Linked DNA regions of Homo sapiens: region 2 is linked to region 1. Evidence: read pairs that join two places in POLR2A ChIA-PET (ENCODE). Cell type or tissue: Caco-2. All regions are shown on one strand. Each heading gives the region's core, and the rest is flanking DNA. Links, peaks and the distances in the headings are about the cores only. Region 1 holds the start of LINC01620 (long intergenic non-protein coding RNA 1620). Region 2 holds the start of GDAP1L1 (ganglioside induced differentiation associated protein 1 like 1).

Region 1 (8,483 bases), core at 431-8,430:
AATATAAAAACCTGTAAATAATGAGCACTTTACAGTGACTTCATTCATTCGTTAATTCTCAAGGCCCCAAGGATAGGCAGGGAGCAGATATTGGTGGTGGTGGAGGTGGAGCAAGGCCCAGAGGAGACAGTGGTTCATTCTTCCTCTATCCAATGGATATTTATTAAGGGCCACTCCATGCCAGGTGCCTCGCTGTTGGAAGGTAGTGACAGGGACACCAGGGACTTGCCCAGGATCACAGTGGGTGGGAGAAAGTCAGGGCTGGCCCCTGGGTCCTCAACACCAAGGACAGTAGTCTCATTGCCACAAAAAGAGACCGGAGTGGTTTGTCCCTTTGGAAAAATGACTCCCTCTTAGGATTCTAGCCTTCCCTGCAGGCATTCATAGTTAATTCTTAAAGACATCAAAAACCCATATTAGAACTCCAGTAATTTTTTTAATGAAAACGGAACCTACTTATCACAAAAGCTCAACCAATAAAGAGAAGTACAAATAAGAAAGTTCAAAATGTGGAAATTTTACTACCCAGAGAAAAATGCTCTTAGCAGAGGTAGCAGAGCTAAGTGGTCAAGAGCACAGACTCAGACCAAAGTGCCCAGGGCCACGTGCTGGCTTGCAACCTAACCATGCTAGAGTGTAGCCTCTCTGCTGCCTATTTCTTTACCTGCAAATCTGTATAATGGCAGCACCTGTCACACATAGGGTATTAAATGTTAGGAGCATGAAACAAGCTAACCATTTGTGGAGTGCTTAGCACAGCACTCAACACAGAATAAGTGCTATTTAAAGGGTTGTTCAGTGTATCCCCAGACGGGGCTCCATGCAGACATACCACACCTGCTTATGGTCTTAGGACCTGATTTTATATATGTATATACACATATATATGTATATATACGTATATATATATGTGTGTGTGTGTGTGTGTGTGTATACACACATATATACATATATGTATACACACATTTATACATATATATATACACACATATACACACTAAACAAGATATTCCAGGCACATTGCCATGTCTATAAGCTTCTTTCTATAAGTAAGAATTTGATTTAGGCTGGAGACAGTGGCTCACACCTGTAATCCCAGCACTTTGGGAGGCCAAGGCAGGAGGATCACTTGAGCCCAGGAGTTTGAGACCAGTCTGGGCAACTTAGTGAGACCTCCCTAAGGTGTTGCAATGTGCAGCTGTAGTCCCAACTAATTGGGAGGCTGAGGTGGGAGGATTGCTTGAGCCTTGGGAGGTAGAGGTTGCAGTGAGCCAAGATTGTGCCACTGCGCTGCAGCCTGGGCAACAGAGTGAGACCCTATCTCAAAAAAATAAAAAGAATGTACGTTTCATATCGGTAGAAACTTTCTGGCTGTTTCAGGTCCTAAAAGAGTGCTTGGCACATAATAGATGTGCAAAAAAAAAAATGTTGAATGAATGAATGACTCTAATTTAGTCAATATCCATGACAAAGGGATCTGTTACATACTGGGTGTGTGACTTTGAGCAAGTATCTTCAAGCCTCTGAACTTCAGTCTTCTCCTAGGTTTCATGGGTATGACACAGATAACATGTACTGAGTTAACTCTGTGCTGGGACTAATTTGAAGTGGTTTATATGGAATATCTCCTTTAAACCATACAACAGCATTTGAGGTACTATTATTAGTCCATATTAATGTGGAGTTAGCTGAGGCATAAGGAGATTAAGTAACTTGGCTAAGGTCACAAGTAAGAGGTGGAGCTAAGAGACAAGTCCCCCAGGCCTCTGATACCACAGTGCATTCACTTACCACCACTCTATACTGCTTTTCTAAGATAACCCACCCTTGGCCACCGACAGTAGAAGGAATAAGTACATGGTGGTACATTTGTACAATAGAATACTATACAGCAATTGAGTGGCTCATGGGCTGGGAACCGTGGCTCATGCCTATAATCCCAACACTTTGGAAGGCTGAAGCAGGTGGATTACTTGAGCTCAGGAGTTTGAGACCAGCTTGGGCAATATACCAAGACCCCCATCTCTAAAAAAAAGAAAAAGAAAAAGAATACTATACAGTGATTAAGAAGAGCACATTGATGCCAGGTGCGGTGGCTCATGCCTGTAATCCCAGCACTTTGGGAGGCCAAGACGGGAGGATCATGAGGTCAGGAGTTTGAGACCAGCCTGGCCAACATGGTGAAACCCTGTCTCTACTAAAGATACAAAAAAAAAAAAAAAAAAAATTAGCCAGGCATGGTGGCACGTGCCTGTAATCCCAGCTACTTGGGAGGCTGAGACAGGAGAATCACTTGAACTTGGGAGGCGGAGATTGCAGTGAGCTGAGATCATGTCATTGCACTCCAGCCTGGGTGAAAGGGCAAGACTCCATCTCAAAAAAAAAAAAAATAAAATGACATCCTGAATTTTTATGGCAACCCTAAAGTTTGCATATGTATGATTCCATTTATGTGAAGTTCAGAAATAAGCAAAACGAATAAATGGTAATAGAATCAGGAGCATGGTTTCGTTGGGTGGGAGTAGGAGTGAGTAGAAAGGATATTAGAAAAGCTTTACATCTTGATCTGGATGGAGGTTACCTGTGTGTATACACATGTAACAATTCACCAAGCTGTACACTTAATGTTTTTACCTTTTACAACACTTGTGAATTACAACTCCATAAAAAAATATTTTTAGGCCAGTTGCGGTGGCTCATGTCTGTAATCCCAGTACTTTGGGAGGTCAAAGGCCAGCTTGGGCAACATGGCAAGACCCTGTCTCTACAGAAAAATTAAAAAATCAGCCAGGTATGGTTGTGCATACCCGTAGTCCCAGCTTCTTGGAAGGCTGAGGCAGGAGGATTGCTTGAGCCCAGGAGATCTCGGCTACTGTGAGCCGCAATTGTGCCACTGCACTCCAGCCTGGGCGACAGAGTGAGACCCTGTCTCAAAAAAAATTATATATATATACATATATATATATGTGTATATATATGTATATACGTATATATATATGTATATACGTATATATGTGTATATATATGTATATACGTATATATATAATACACAAATTTTTTAAATCCCACAGAGCGATATGCCCTATTATAAAATCTTTGATAATATTCTCTAACTGATGGGATGTTTGCAAGGTTAAAATGTGATAAAGTTTGTGACTCTCTTGCTACATTTTAGGCTCTCATAGTAAGAACTCAATGTTAAATGTAAACAGCATTGTTAAATGTAACAGCAGCATTCATACAGCATCGTTATTATCATGGCTTTTTGTATTTCTCTCTATTGCTGATAGACTGGAGCGCCCTCGAGTGTTTAATTTGTTATAGTACCTCAGTTATTACAAAGAGCACCCTAAACCCAAGTTTGTAGTCTCAATGCCAAAGGGCAATGCTTTTCTTTTCTTTCACTCCAGTGCCACATAAAAAAGGACCAAAACATGACCTCCTGGGAGCAAAGAAACACCAGGTTGCCTAAGGAGAGGTGAACTGGCCCAGGCTGGAAACAGAGCAGGTCAAATCTCACGCCCTGATCAGTGGTGGGATCACGCCTGTGAATAGCCACTGCAGTCCAAACTGTGAGACTCTGTCTCTTAAAAAAAAAAAAAGTAGCAAAATTCACATCAAATCAATGGGTCCCAAGGCCAACTCAAGCCCTGCCCATGGTCACTCCCTGAAATGTGTCAGAAGGAAGGCAGAAGGGAACACGCAGCTCTACCTCCCTTTGATGCAAGCACATTGCAAATATCATCTCGTTTCACAGGAACTCACATAATATTTGAATGTGGCATCATACTGACTACAAAAATCCTTTCATATTACTAATAGTCACAGCTAGCTTTCAGTGACAGTTTCCTGTGTCCCAGGTACCCTACTAGGAGCTAGATGTCATTGTTAGCTTTGATCTTTAAAATGGCCTGTGAGGCATATATTCTTTTGTAGCCTGCTTTTTTCCCTTCAGCAGTACGCTTTGGGCATCTTTCCATGTCAATAAATAGAGCTGGGTCGGAAGTAACTGATTCAAAGGCTGAGAAACTTAAACAGTCAGCAGCCACTGCCCAGGTGAAGATCAATAATAGTTAACATTTATTGAGTGCTTTATTACACACCAGGCCCTCCACTCATTGTTTAAGGTGAACTCTCTCGCATTTGATCCTTGAGGCAATCCCAAGGTAGCTTCTATTATTATTCAGATGGGGAATCTGAAGCCCAGAGAAGCAAAGGAACGCAGTCAAGGTCAGACAGCTGGTGTTCAATGGCAGAGGTGGGATTCAAACCCAGGTCCCTCTGATTCAGGCGCTGGGCTCTCAGCCAGCACATTTGGAGGACAACATGGAGGAGGATGTAAGGGGAGTCTTCGAAGTGGGAAAAGGATCCACTAGCAAAGGCTGAAGACAGGCAGGAGGGTGGTGTGGGCCCAGGCCACTGTCCTCCATGGAAGTGACAGTAAGGCTTCCTGGAGGTGACACCGTTTGGACTAATTCTATGTCTCCAGACAATAAAGGAGGTCTTTTTATAGCTTACCAGTTCCTGGGCATACGTCCAGTGAGACATACGTGGGTTCAAATCTTCATTGTGCCACTCTAGTTTAAAAAAAAATCAGCATTATCGCCAGACACAGTGGTTCACGTCTATAATTCCAACACTTTGGGAGGCCAAGGCAGGCGAGTCACCTGAGGTCAGGAGTTCGAGACCAGAGTGGCCAACATGGTGAAACCCCATCTCTACTAAAAATACAAAAATTAGCTGGGCGTGGTGATGCACACCTGTAATCCCAGCTACTCGGGAGGCTGAGGCAGGAGAATCATTTGAACCCAGAAGGTGGAGGTTGCAGTGAGCCAAGAACGTGCCTGGGTGACAAAGTGAGACTCAGTCTCAAAAATAAAAATAAAAAATAAACAGCATTGTTGAGATATAATGATGTTCAATAAACTAAACATACTTAAATTGAATAATCTGATGAGTTTCAACATATGTACATACCCAAGGAACCATCACCACAATCAAGATGCCAAGTGTTTCCATCGCTTCCAAAAGCTTCATGCTCGTTTATAAGCCATCCCCCATTCATCCCACCACCCCATTCCCAGGTAACCATCACCAATATAGGTTGCTTTCTTTCACTATAGATGGCTTTACATTTTCTGGGATTTTATAGAAATGAAATCATGCTATATGTACTCTGTCTTAATTTTTTTTTTTTTTTTTTTGAGACAGAGCCTCTCTCTGTTGCCCAGGCTGGAGTGCAGTGGTGAAATCTCGGGTCACTGAAACCTCTGCCCCCCAGGGGTTCAAGCAATTCTCCTGCCTCAGCCTTAGTAGCTGGGATCACAGGCGTGCGCTACCATACCTGGCTAATTTTTTTTTTTTTTGTATTTTTAGTAGTCTCGAACTCCTGGCTTCAGGTGATCCGCCCACCTCAGCCTCTCCAAGTGCTAGGATTACAGGCGTGAGCCGCTGCGCCCCGCAAATATGTACTCTTTCTGTCTGACTTCTCTCATTCAGGCATGAACCACCATGCCTGGCCATTTCGCCATTACTTTTAACGGCAAAAACCGCAATCACTTTTGCACCAACCTAATAGATCTCACAGGTGAAGCACGGTGGCTCACACCTGTAATCCCAACACTTTGGGAGGCTGAGACGAGCAGATCACTTGAGCCCAGGAGTTTGAGACCAGCCTGGGCCACATAGCGAAACCGTGTCTCTACTAAACACCAAAAAATTAGCCAGGCATGGTGGCATGTGCCTGTCTGTAGTCTCAGCTACTCAGGAGGTTGAGGTGGGAGAATCGCTTGAGCCCTAAGGTCGAGCTGCAGTGAGCCGTGATCGCACCACTGCACTCCACTTTGTCTCAAACAAACAACAAAGAAAGATACAGAAGCCATAGTTTCTTCACCCATGCCCCTGGGCATGTCATTGTTTCCCCCAGTTTTTGCCTATTACAAATAAAACTGCTATGAACACTCATGTTCATGTCTTTGAGAGGACAAACGCTTTCATTATGCAGGAATACAATTGCTGGTCACATAAGTGTGTGTTTAACTTTTTAAGAAACTGCAAACTACTTCCCAGTCTGGCCTTTTTAATTATAGTCATTTTAGATGCACTCATTTTTTTTAACCTGTGGATCTAATAGATGGTTTCTTAGACTGTCTGGACCTCAGTGTTTTCATGTGTAAAATGGAGATAATTGGCCGGGTGCAGTGGCTCACGCCTGTAATCCCAGCACTTTAGGAGGCTGAGGCAGGCAGATCATGAGGTCAAGAGATCGAGACCATCCTGGCCAACATGGTGAAACCCCATCTCTACTGAAAGTACAAAAATTAGCTGGGCATGGTGGTGTGCACCTGTAGTCCCAGCTACTCGGGAGGCTGAGGCAGGAGAATCACATGAACCCGGGAGGCGGAGGTTGCAGTGAGTCAAGATCGTGCCACTGTACTCCAGCCTGGCAACAGAGCGAGACTCCATCTCAAAAAAGAAAGGAGATAATTACATCAGTTTTGAAAGGTAGTGAAGACAGAGTGAACTAGCACATAAGCACATATGCAGCACATAGAACAGGGACTGGGACATAGTAGGGGTTCCATAAACGGTGGGTTTTTGTTGTTGTTGTTGTTTTTGAGATGGAGTCTCGTGCAGTGTTGCAATCTCAGCTCACTGCAACCTCCGCCTCCCAGGTTCAAGTGATTCTCCTGCCTCAGCCTCCCAAGTAGCTGGGATTACAGGCACGCACCACCATGCCTGGCTAATTTTTGTATTTTTAGTGGAGACAAGGTTTCACCATGTTAGCCAGGCTGGTCTCGAACTCCTGACGTCAGGTGATCCACCTGCTTCGGCCTCCCAAAGTGCTGGATTACAGGTGTGAGCCACCAGCCTGGCCAAGGGTGATTATTTTATTACAATTGAACCACAGCCATCCTATGATCTGGCCACTTACCCCAGGATACAGCATCCTCAACTAGATGGCAAAAAGCCACTTCCTTTGCACTTAGTCAGTGCTGTTAGCCTGGAGGAATAACAATGGCACCATCGATTGTGCCAGGCACTATCCTAGGTGCTTTTGTATGTTGAATCCTTGCAAAGCCCTGTGAGGTGGGTCAGTGTTTGCCTTCTGTATGACAGATGAGAAAACTGGGATGTAGTAACTAGTCATTGGCCAAGGTCACACAGCAGTGAAGTAATGGTGCTGTGATTTGAATCTATGTAGTTTGATTTAGGATCTAGAAGTTTCGCTAATGGATTACCTAGCTCAGAACTAGTGAAAGAGCCCAGTCACAAAAGCACCTCCTGATGCCCAAAATCATTTTCAGCTCCTCAGACACAGAGCCTGAAGCAAAGATTAGGTACTGTGTGATTTATAAAGGAAAGAACCTGTAAGGGATGAAGGGAAGCAAGACAGGGAGGGAAACAAGAAAAGATGTGGTCTCAGGTAAAGTCTAGCAAAAAGGCTGGCTTTGTGTACCTCTGTACGAGTCAGCTGTTGGCTGCCAGCCACCCTGTGGGTGAGGGGAATAAACTCCAGGGTGAGGTGATTCCTGAGATGGCAGTTCTCCGTAGAAATGGAAATAGTAAGCCATTCGAAGCCAACAACTGAAGCATCTGGGGGGATGGTGTTGGTGTGCTAGCCCATGAAGGGCTCAAGAGGTTCCCAGAGGCACACTTCTTGCCTGCCTAATGAATCAAGTTCTAGAACATTCTGGAACATTCACTTCCTAGACTTGTTTTGGAGAATCCTCCTTCTCACTGAGACCAGCATGTTGAACAAACCCAGCCTGTGACATAATCAAAGCATACCTTAATTTGTATCTCCCAGTGTCCTTTCTAAGATGTATTTGGTAGAGAAACATTTTCCCTGCCACTGGGTGAAATCTCCCCATTATTCTTCTGCTTGTTCTGAGGAAACAGGCAATTCTATGGTCACTTTAGGTCACAAACACAACCTCAATTTAGAAATGAGAATGTCCAGTCAAGCTTCTAACCAAAATTCCCAATTTGATTTGGGTTTAAACCTTCTCCCCTCACCCTCAGGCCTGCTTCAGGGAGGTGGTGTGGGTGACTCCTTCTCTATCTCTCCTTCCCTCACCCACCCGTGGGGTACAGTGGGGGGTGTTGGAGATGGCAAGGGGAGAGGAAGGGTCTCCCTTGAGCTGCCACCATCCTGGCTGGCTTCAAGCTGCCCCTTTCTGTCGTGGGCTCCATGGAGATGGCCACTGTCACAGGGGCCCTCTCACTCTTAACCTTGGGGGATGCATCTCTCCTCATAGGGGTCCCTTGCAAGTCCTTCGTCAGCCCTTAGGAACCCAACATCCAACTCAAGCTTCTTGCTGCTGCCACACCTCTGCCCCTCCAGGAGGCTCTAGGGGACAGGACCCAAGAGGACCCCTTGTAGGTGCTCTCTGCCAACACTGGCCCATGGGAAACACTCCAGCCAGCAGCCTGTACTCCGAAAGTCCTGGGAATGTGGCTTACCTTAGCACGCCCACACT
Region 2 (8,483 bases), core at 260-8,259, 210 kb before region 1:
GAGGGGCAGGCTCGGCGAGGCCATGTGATGCTGGGCGAGAGAGAGCCGCCGCGCCGGAGCCTCCTTCTTTCCTGCCTCTGATTCCGGGCTGTCATGGCGACCCCCAACAATCTGACCCCCACCAACTGCAGCTGGTGGCCCATCTCCGCGCTGGAGAGCGATGCGGCCAAGCCAGCGGAGGCCCCCGACGCTCCCGAGGCGGCCAGCCCCGCCCATTGGCCCAGGGAGAGCCTGGTTCTGTACCACTGGACCCAGTCCTTCAGCTCGCAGAAGGTAGAGCCGGGCCGGGAGCCGCCTGCGCCGGTGGCCAGGAAGCTTGGGGAGGGGAGCCCCAGGGCTTGAGGGATCTGAGGGCGGCGAAAGACTGGAGGGGGGAACCTGGGGTTTGGGGGTCCCGGAGGTCGGGGGACGCAAGGGTTCCTTCCAGGACTGCTCACCTGGGAAGCGACAGGCCCTGTCTGGGCCCCAGGAGCACAGTTCTCAATTTTAGGAGCATCCATTCTGCCTCTTTCCCTCCCAGAAACAGCCGGTCTGTTGGGGTGCGGGGCGGGTTGGGGGGGCTGAGAAAAGAGACAAAGGCGAGGGGAAGGGAATGGGCACTGCTGGGAAGGCGGCTTGGTGGGGTGGGAGGTGCTGCTGCTGCGGGGAGGGAGAAGAAGCGCTACTTGGGGTCCAGCCTCGGTAGCCCCCTCTCAGTCGCTCCCTGCACGCTGCCGTCCCGGACACTGCAGGCCCCCAGGTCACAGCTCCTCTGCCCCTCTGTCTGCGGGCCGCCTTCTGGCTAGGGCTTGGAGGGTCTGTCCCCAGTCGTCGCCCACCCCCCACTCCGTGTCTTGAGCTGAGAAGGAAGGAGTTAAACCATCCCCTCACACCAGCTCGGCTCAGCCCATCAGGTCTGTTTTGCTCTTAAAGGCACAGAGTGGCCCCAGCCCCTAAAATGCTTCTAGGACCTAGGGGACCTGAGGGGCAGTTGGAAATCCAACTGGATTCTCAGGGTTCCCGCTTCCTGGGGGTAAGGCTGTGAACTGCACCCCTCAGACAGGGGCGCCTCTAGGGGCGCAATCTCCCACCCTGGGCGGTTGTCCCGTCTCTGGGCCACGGATTCAGCACCATGGCCAGGGCCCAGAGGCAGGTCCTGCAGGGGCCTAAGCGGCACCACTGCCTGACCTTCTGACTCCTCTTCTTCCTGGAAGATCCTTTTGTTCCATTCGTTCATTTTCCAGATGGAAAAACAGAATCCATGAAGAGAAAGGGCCTTGGAACTCAAAGACTTAGATTTGAGTCTTGGTCCAGGCTCATTTCATCATCTGGAAAGCGGGATAGTGATACAACAATAGCCACTTCCAATCCCAACCCCTTCTCAGGGTTGCTGATATGGTTGTTGAAGAAGGGATATAACTTAGGAACTTAGTGTTATAGACTGGGACTACTCAAACTTGAGCGTGCATTAGAGTCCCTGGATGATCCTGGTTAAAACCCAGACTGCTGGATTCTACCCCAAGGATCCTGATTCAGTGGGTCTGGAATGGGGTCCAAGATGCTGCCTTTCCAACAAGCGACCAGGTGATGCTGATGAAGCTGGTCCACCAATCATATTGCCCACTGACTCACTGTGGAGCTGTGGACAGGTCCCTTTGCCTGTCCAAAGCCTCAGCTTTATAATCTGTAAAATGGGGTGAATGCAGTAACTTCCTCAGAGGGCTATTATGAGAGTGAAATGTGATATGATGCACAAAAGTACTGATGATGGCAGTGCCTGGCGAGAGGTCAAGACTCTGTTGATAATGAGTGTTATGATTTTTTTTTTTTTTTGAGACAGAGTCTTGCTCTGTTGCCCAGGCTGGAGGGCAGTGGCATGATTTTGGCTCACTGCAACTTCCGCCTCCTGGGTTCAAGTGATTCTCCTGTCTCAGCCTCCTGAGTAGCTGGGACTACAGGCATATGCCACCACACCCGGCTAATTTTTTTATATTTTTGGTAGAGACAGGGTTTCACCATGTTTGCCAGACTTGTCTCAAACTCCTGATCTCAAGTGATCCACTCACTTTGGCCTCCCAAAGTGCTAGTATTACAGGTGTGAGCCACCAGGAGCGGCCGTTATGATGTTATTAAGGCACTAGGTAAAGGAGGGGCCAGAGTTAATCAAGGTCATACTGGAGTCATCCACAAATTCTGCACATGCTTGCACGTGCCAGGCCTCATTCAAGGAGCCTGGGGATGGGGGCTTTGGAGATGAATCAGACTGCCCTTCAGAGTCTAGAACTTCCTCCCCGCTAGAACCTCAGGAAGTGGGCCCCAGCGGCTGGGACCAGACAGGGGGCAGGGAGGTGGCATCTCCCACAACCATATCATGAGGGAGCCTCCTGTTCTTTGCCTCATGAAATATTTCCTATGTAGCGTGAGCTCAGGGCTGAGGTGGCCCCTGAGTCAGGATGAGACCATCTGCTGCAGCCCCACTTTTGACCAAGTCTCTGGCCAAGCTAACCTGGGCATCCTTCTGTCTCCCATACCAGGGCCTTCCCCCTACCCAGGGGCCCATGGTGGATTCTAGAAGCAGTGTAGCTTGGCAGAAAGGGCATGGGCTCTGCAGTCATATAGTCCTGGGTTCTATTCTCGTCTTGGCTACTTACTGGCTGAGTGACCTTGGACAAGTCACTTTACCTCTCTGTGCCTCAATGTCCCTATCTGGAAAAGAGGATTTTACATCCTACCCTGCAGAATTCCTTTAGAAGACATAGGCATATGTTAACTTCCTGGCATGTAGTAGGAGCTTAGCAGATGAGTTTTCTTCCTTCTCTCCAATCCTGAAGGGCCTTAATTATATAAAGAGGGCAGTCCCCCATTGTCAAGCATCTAAATAGCCTGTCTTTAATGGCACATGAAATATGAATGGAAAAAAATAGTCCACCTCTAGGAGTGATGGTGGCTCCATTGGGCATTTGGAGATCATTCCAGACCCAGAGGGCAACAGGACAGTGTGTGGGTCCAGGCCCAGGCTCTATGACCAGACTGCCTGGGCTTCCATCTCAGCTCTACCACTGACCAGCTGGGTAATCCCGTGCAAGCTGCTTAACCTCTCATGCCCCAGTTATATCCACACCTGTAAATTGAGAATATTAATGGTGCCTCCCCAACAGGGTCGTTGTAAGGATTCAGCAAATGTATCCATGTCAATCACCTAGAATAGCACGTGGCACATAGAAAGTGCTCAGTTAAGTGCTGGGTGCTGTTATAAAGGCATGGATTTTGGAATCAGCCAGACATGCGGTCAAACCCCAACTCTGCCATTCCCAGCTATGTGACTTTGTACAAGTGTCTTCTTTGCCTGTCTAAGTCAGCTTTCTCATATATTTGGGGGAGAGGGTTGAGGAGATTGAGTGATATCATGCATGTTCACACACTTAGCACAATGCCTTAAACAATTGCCTGTTAAGAGTGAGCTTTCAAGCACTATCATAGGTCATTGCTTGGGGCCACAGGGTTTGAAGGAGGCTCTAAATGCCTAAGGTCAATGTTAGGATGCTTCTGAGGCTGTTCCTGCCCCCAGCCTCCTCCTCCTTTGTGGGGAAGAATGAGGCCAGGAGGGGCAAAAAAGCATAGAGTCAGGAGACCAAGGTTCTAGTGCTGCCAGTCCCACTAACTGGCTGTGTGACCTGACCCTCTCTGGTCCTCAGTTTTCTCAGCAGGGAAATGAACCAGATGTTTGATACAACGTGCCTCCCTCCTCCTTCACCAGGCAGGAAGAACTGCCCTACCTCTCGGTGCCCGTTGACTTTGGGGCATCCATCTGTCCTCACAACTGCCCCTTTTCAAAAACCAAGACTGCTACTTCCTAGCTGTGTGACTGGGCAAGTTACTTACAATCTCTGTGCCTGCTTCCTTTTCTTAAAAGTGAGGGTACTGGGAGGTACTAGTACCAATTTCATTGGAATTCATAGGGATTAAGATCTAATGCATGTAAAGCTCTACAATAGTGCCTGGCACAGAGGAGGTGATAATAAGAGTTGGCTGTTGTTACTGCTGTTATTTCCACCAGAGTGAGTCTCTGAGGGTCGTCTCTGGCTCCCTGCAGCAAGCCTGGTTCATGGTTCCCTTACTGCCTCCTCTCAGGGTCTGCCCTGTCTTGGATGTACCTCTGGAGGGCCCCTGGCCCAGCCTTCAGATCCCAGGGGCAAGAGACCCAAGTCTGGGGCCTGCCAGAGGCCAGTTCAGACACCCAGGCATGGCAGGAGAGAAGCAAGGGGGTGAAGGATGAGTTCTCTTTCCCACCCTGCCCTTGCCTTTCAAACTCTTAGGGCTGACCCTCCAACTTGTCCATGCTGCACTTGACCGTGTACCGCCTCCCTTCACCTAAGAGGAGCCCCAGAGAGGAAAGCTGATGGGGGCAGCAACGAGATGCATCTCCCTGCTTCTCTGCTCAGAAGCCTGCAGTGGCTCCCCAGGTCCCTCAGGAAAACTCCAGAGTCCTCTCAATGGCCTCAGGCCCTCCTGCAGGGTCCTAACCTTGCTTGAGTCAAGACCTAAGTTGGGGGAAGCTTATGGGCCCTTCTCAGAATAATGTTTTTAATTGAATAAAATAAAATGTATAGGATTTTTAGATTAGAACGAAAACCAATCGTATTGAAGTACGGCGTTATATAATAATATTTATGTTTCTTTATTAACCCCTTATATAACACGGTCTGGTGGCCGGTCTCATAACAACTGTCATGTTGGAGTCGTGATGAGTGCGCATGATATTTTGAGACAACTGCAACAACTGTGAAGTGATGAAAATATCTGATTCCTAGTGGTGACAATATTGCAGGCACTGCTAAACGCTACCCTACTTTATCGCCTACATTCATAATTGAAGAAAATGCTAACTGTCAGTTTGAGATTACTGAAAATAAACATGTAATTTTCCCATCCTAGTTCAAGGAGCCCCTGAATTAATTCATGGACCCCTTGGCCTGGGAGTGTGGATTAAAAGATCCTGTGCACAACCCGGCCAGGCGTGGTGGCTCACACCTGTAATCCCAGCACTGTGGGAGGCCAAGGTGGGTGGATCACCTGAGGTCAGGAGTTTGAGACCAGTCTGGCCAACAGGTGAAACCCTGTCTCTCCTAAAAATACAGGCTGGGCGTGGTGGCTCGCGCCTGTAATCCCAGCACTTTGGGAGGCCAAGGCAGGCGGATCACCTGAAGTTAGGAGGTTGAGACCAGCCTGACCAACATGGTGAAATCCCGTCTCTACTAAAAATACAAAAATTAGCTGGGCGTGGTGGTGTGCACCTGTGATCCCAGCTACTCGGGAGGCTGAGACAAGAGAATCGCTTGAACCTGGGAGGCGGAGGTTGCAGTCAGCCGAGATTGCACCACTGCACTCCAGCTTGGGTAACAAGAGCGAAACTCAAGCTCAAAACAAACAAACAAACAAACAAAAAACAAAAGTTAGCTAGGCATGGTGGTGCATGCCTGTAGTCCCAGCTACTTGGGAGGCTGAGGCAGGAAAATCGATTGAATCCAGGAGATGGAGGTTGCGGTGAGCTGAGATTGCACCATTGAACTCCAGCCTGGACAACTGAGTGAGACCCTGTCTCAAAAAAAAAAAAAAAAAATCCTATGCACAACCCTTTCTGCTCCTACCCTCCTCGTCTATTCCTGACTGCTCTGCTCCAGACACACTGGCTTCCTTGCTATCTTTTGAGTATGTCCAACATGCTTAGAGCCTTAGCACTGGCTGTTCCCTCTGACTGAAGCTCTCTTCCCCAGGTCCCTGTGTGGACCACTTCCTCACTTCTTTCAAGCCTTTGCTCAAGGGCCACCTTCTCGAGAGGCCTGCCCTAATAGACCACCTTAATTAAAATTGCTACCTTTATCCCTGACACCATGGTACCCCGATTCCCCTTCCCTGCTCTATTTTCTCTTTTTTTGGACGCACTCACCGTCTTTTGACAGACCAAATTGCTTACCATCTGCCTGCCCCCACGGACATGTCAGTTCCCTGAGGGCAGGGATCATTGTTTTGTTCACTGCTAAGTTTCCAACAAGACCTGGCACATAGTAGGCACTCAATAAACAAGTGGTGAAAAGTGATGGATTTGCAAGCTGTAAGGTGTTATGTTAAAAAGCCATTTGATTCTGTAAATCTAAAACTGCTCTAAAAATAAGGCCTACTAATTTTTTTAAAAAAAGAATTTGAAATAAACTGAGGTCAGAGATGCTAAGTGTTTTATACAAAGTCACACCGCAACTAAATGACTAGGCAGAGACAACAACCCAGCCCATCACATAAACAAGGGCCTGGGTGAGGAGAGGCAGTGCCTGACCCATGACAATGCGGCACTGTGGGTGATTTTCAGGCACCAACAGGGAAGTTCGTTTACCTAGAGATGGTTGATGTCTGATCACACTAAGTGGTGACCACCTAGGTCTGGTCCAGCCTCCAGGGGGCAGAGATGGCAGATGGCCTTGGTAGCTGAATGCCCTTCCCTTAGGCTTGGCTTCCTCTCTGGGTCCCCTTCCTCCACAGGGTGACACATGGCTCTGGCCTGTAGCTCAGCTAAAGGTGAAAGTCTCCTTGGCCGCCTGCCAGGGTGACCCCAAAGCAGCTCCAAGCAGGATTATCATGCCTCTAAAGATATAGTCCCCTCCCCAAATAGCAGCCCTGATACTTTCATGGGAGACCCAGGGTAGAGCATGGGAGCGGCCCCTGGAGGCAGGTGCCCTGCCAAGATGGAAGGCCAACTGTCTGGCCCTACCAAGGGCAAAGGCCTGGTTTGGACTCTGTTTCCACCCATTCAGAGGTCCCAGCTTGGCCTGGAGGATGGAGGGCCAGGTAAAGACAAGAGAAGGGGGCTTTCTGCTCCAGCCAAACTCCAGTCTCCACTACTCTGGGCTTCTCCAGGGCACAGGCCGCCCATGAGCTCAAATATACACATGCATACCTGCTCCCACGCATGCACACTCACACTGACCGGGAACACACATGGCACACACTCACATGTACACACATGTGCACTCTCACATCCACACTCACACAGTCCTTGAATACTCACACTTACTCATACACTCTTCCATGCACACCCACACTCACACACACGCAGACACGCAAACACATTTGCTCACTCATACACACGCACTCACACTCAGACCCAAACAGATGCTGCCCCCAGGCTGCTCACTCTCTGCAACAGTTTTTCCCCCTCTCTCAGACAGAACGAGAAGCTCCCTCCCACTGCCGAGGAGGGAAGCAGAGCCAGCCCTGTCTCCTGCCTCCTGCAAGGTTGTGAATGTAGTAGTGTCAGCTTGCAGCAGGGCTGCGGGGCACTCTGTGAACACTGAATCCAGCCCCCTTGTTTTGCTGATGAGAAAAAGGAGGCTCAGAAAGGGGCAGTGATAGCTCTAAGGTCACACAGCATTGCTATGGCAGATCCAAGATGAGGACTTGAGTCCCTGCCTCCTAGCCCAGGGTCTCTACCTGCACCATGCGCCCCACCTATAGGACCTGCTCTTGGCTAATGGAGCAAATAAGTCTGTGAATGAATGTTGGGTGTTTCAGGGCAAGTTACCCTTCCCTTCCCATGATCCACCAAACAGGAGGAGGTGTTTATGTTCACTGTGAGGGTGGGGCATGAAGTACTCTAGGACACACCAGGGTGTGTGTGTGGTGTGTGTGTGTAATAAGTGATGCTAGAACTCATGTATTAACCTTCTGTGCTGGGGCTGTCTCCACAACAGCCCATTTCAACCTCACACTTGCATTCCTCACTTCACGGAAGCTAGAAATCAGAGAGAGCAAGTGACTTGTTCAAGGTCACACAGCAAATAAGCAGTAGAGCTAGGCTTCCAAGTCAAAGTCTGTCTGCCTCCAAAACCTGCCCTCATACCAGCAGCTAAGACACATTACCCCTACTGTGTTCCAGGCACCATTCCACAGGGACTAAGGAATTTCATCCTCACAGCGGGCCTCCGAGGCAATTACTATAGGACTCCCACTGGATAAGAGGGGAAACTGAGGCACAAAGAAGTAAAGCTGCCCAGGCATGGTGGCTCACACCTATAATCTCAGCACTTTGGGAGGTCAAGACAGGTGGATCGCTTGAGGTCAGGAGTTCAAGACCAGCCTAGCCAATATGGTGAAACCCCATCTCTACTAAAAATACAAAAATTAGCCAAGTGTGGTGGCATGCTCCTGTAATCCCAGCTACTCGGGAGGCTGAGGTAGGAGAATCGCTTGAACCCAGGAGGCGGAGGTTGCAGTGAGCCGAGATCGCACCACTGCACTCCAGCCTGAGCAACAGAGCGAGACTCTGTCTCAAAAAAAAAAAAAAAAAAAAAAAAAAAAAAGTAAAGCTACTTGTAAAGCCAAGTCATCCAGCAAATAAGTGTAAAGCTGGGATTTGAAACAACACCGTTCAGGTTCTGCCCATGACGCTGCATTGCCTCTTCTGGATGCTTAACTTGTCCCAGGAGCCACCATCTCAGCTGTGGGTGGAGACA

What was found. Peaks named below come from ENCODE experiments on the same cell type or tissue, not always from the same donor. Only the 100,000 strongest peaks of a DNase experiment are listed, where the experiment ranks them.
Region 2: POLR2A ChIA-PET joins it to region 1 with 10 read pairs; 3 of 35 experiments call an interaction of 5 or more read pairs at or near these places.

What each region holds. Positions count from the first base shown.
Region 1 is chr20:44,457,706-44,466,188 of GRCh38, forward strand. LINC01620 (long intergenic non-protein coding RNA 1620) reads right to left here and starts at 7,639. Exons shown (of 3, transcript NR_132343.1): 1 at 7,460-7,639; 2 at 4,519-4,577. In Caco-2, for the core only: a CTCF peak has its summit at 3,314 (motif pointing left); no DNase peak of the experiment used is centred there.
Region 2 is chr20:44,247,242-44,255,724 of GRCh38, forward strand. It overlaps GDAP1L1 (ganglioside induced differentiation associated protein 1 like 1), which reads left to right and starts at 67. Exons shown (of 6, transcript NM_024034.6): 1 at 67-273. The coding sequence starts at 94. RefSeq lists an enhancer at 1-567 and a silencer at 928-1,222. In Caco-2, for the core only: a CTCF peak has its summit at 1,035; a DNase peak (open chromatin) is centred at 1,090.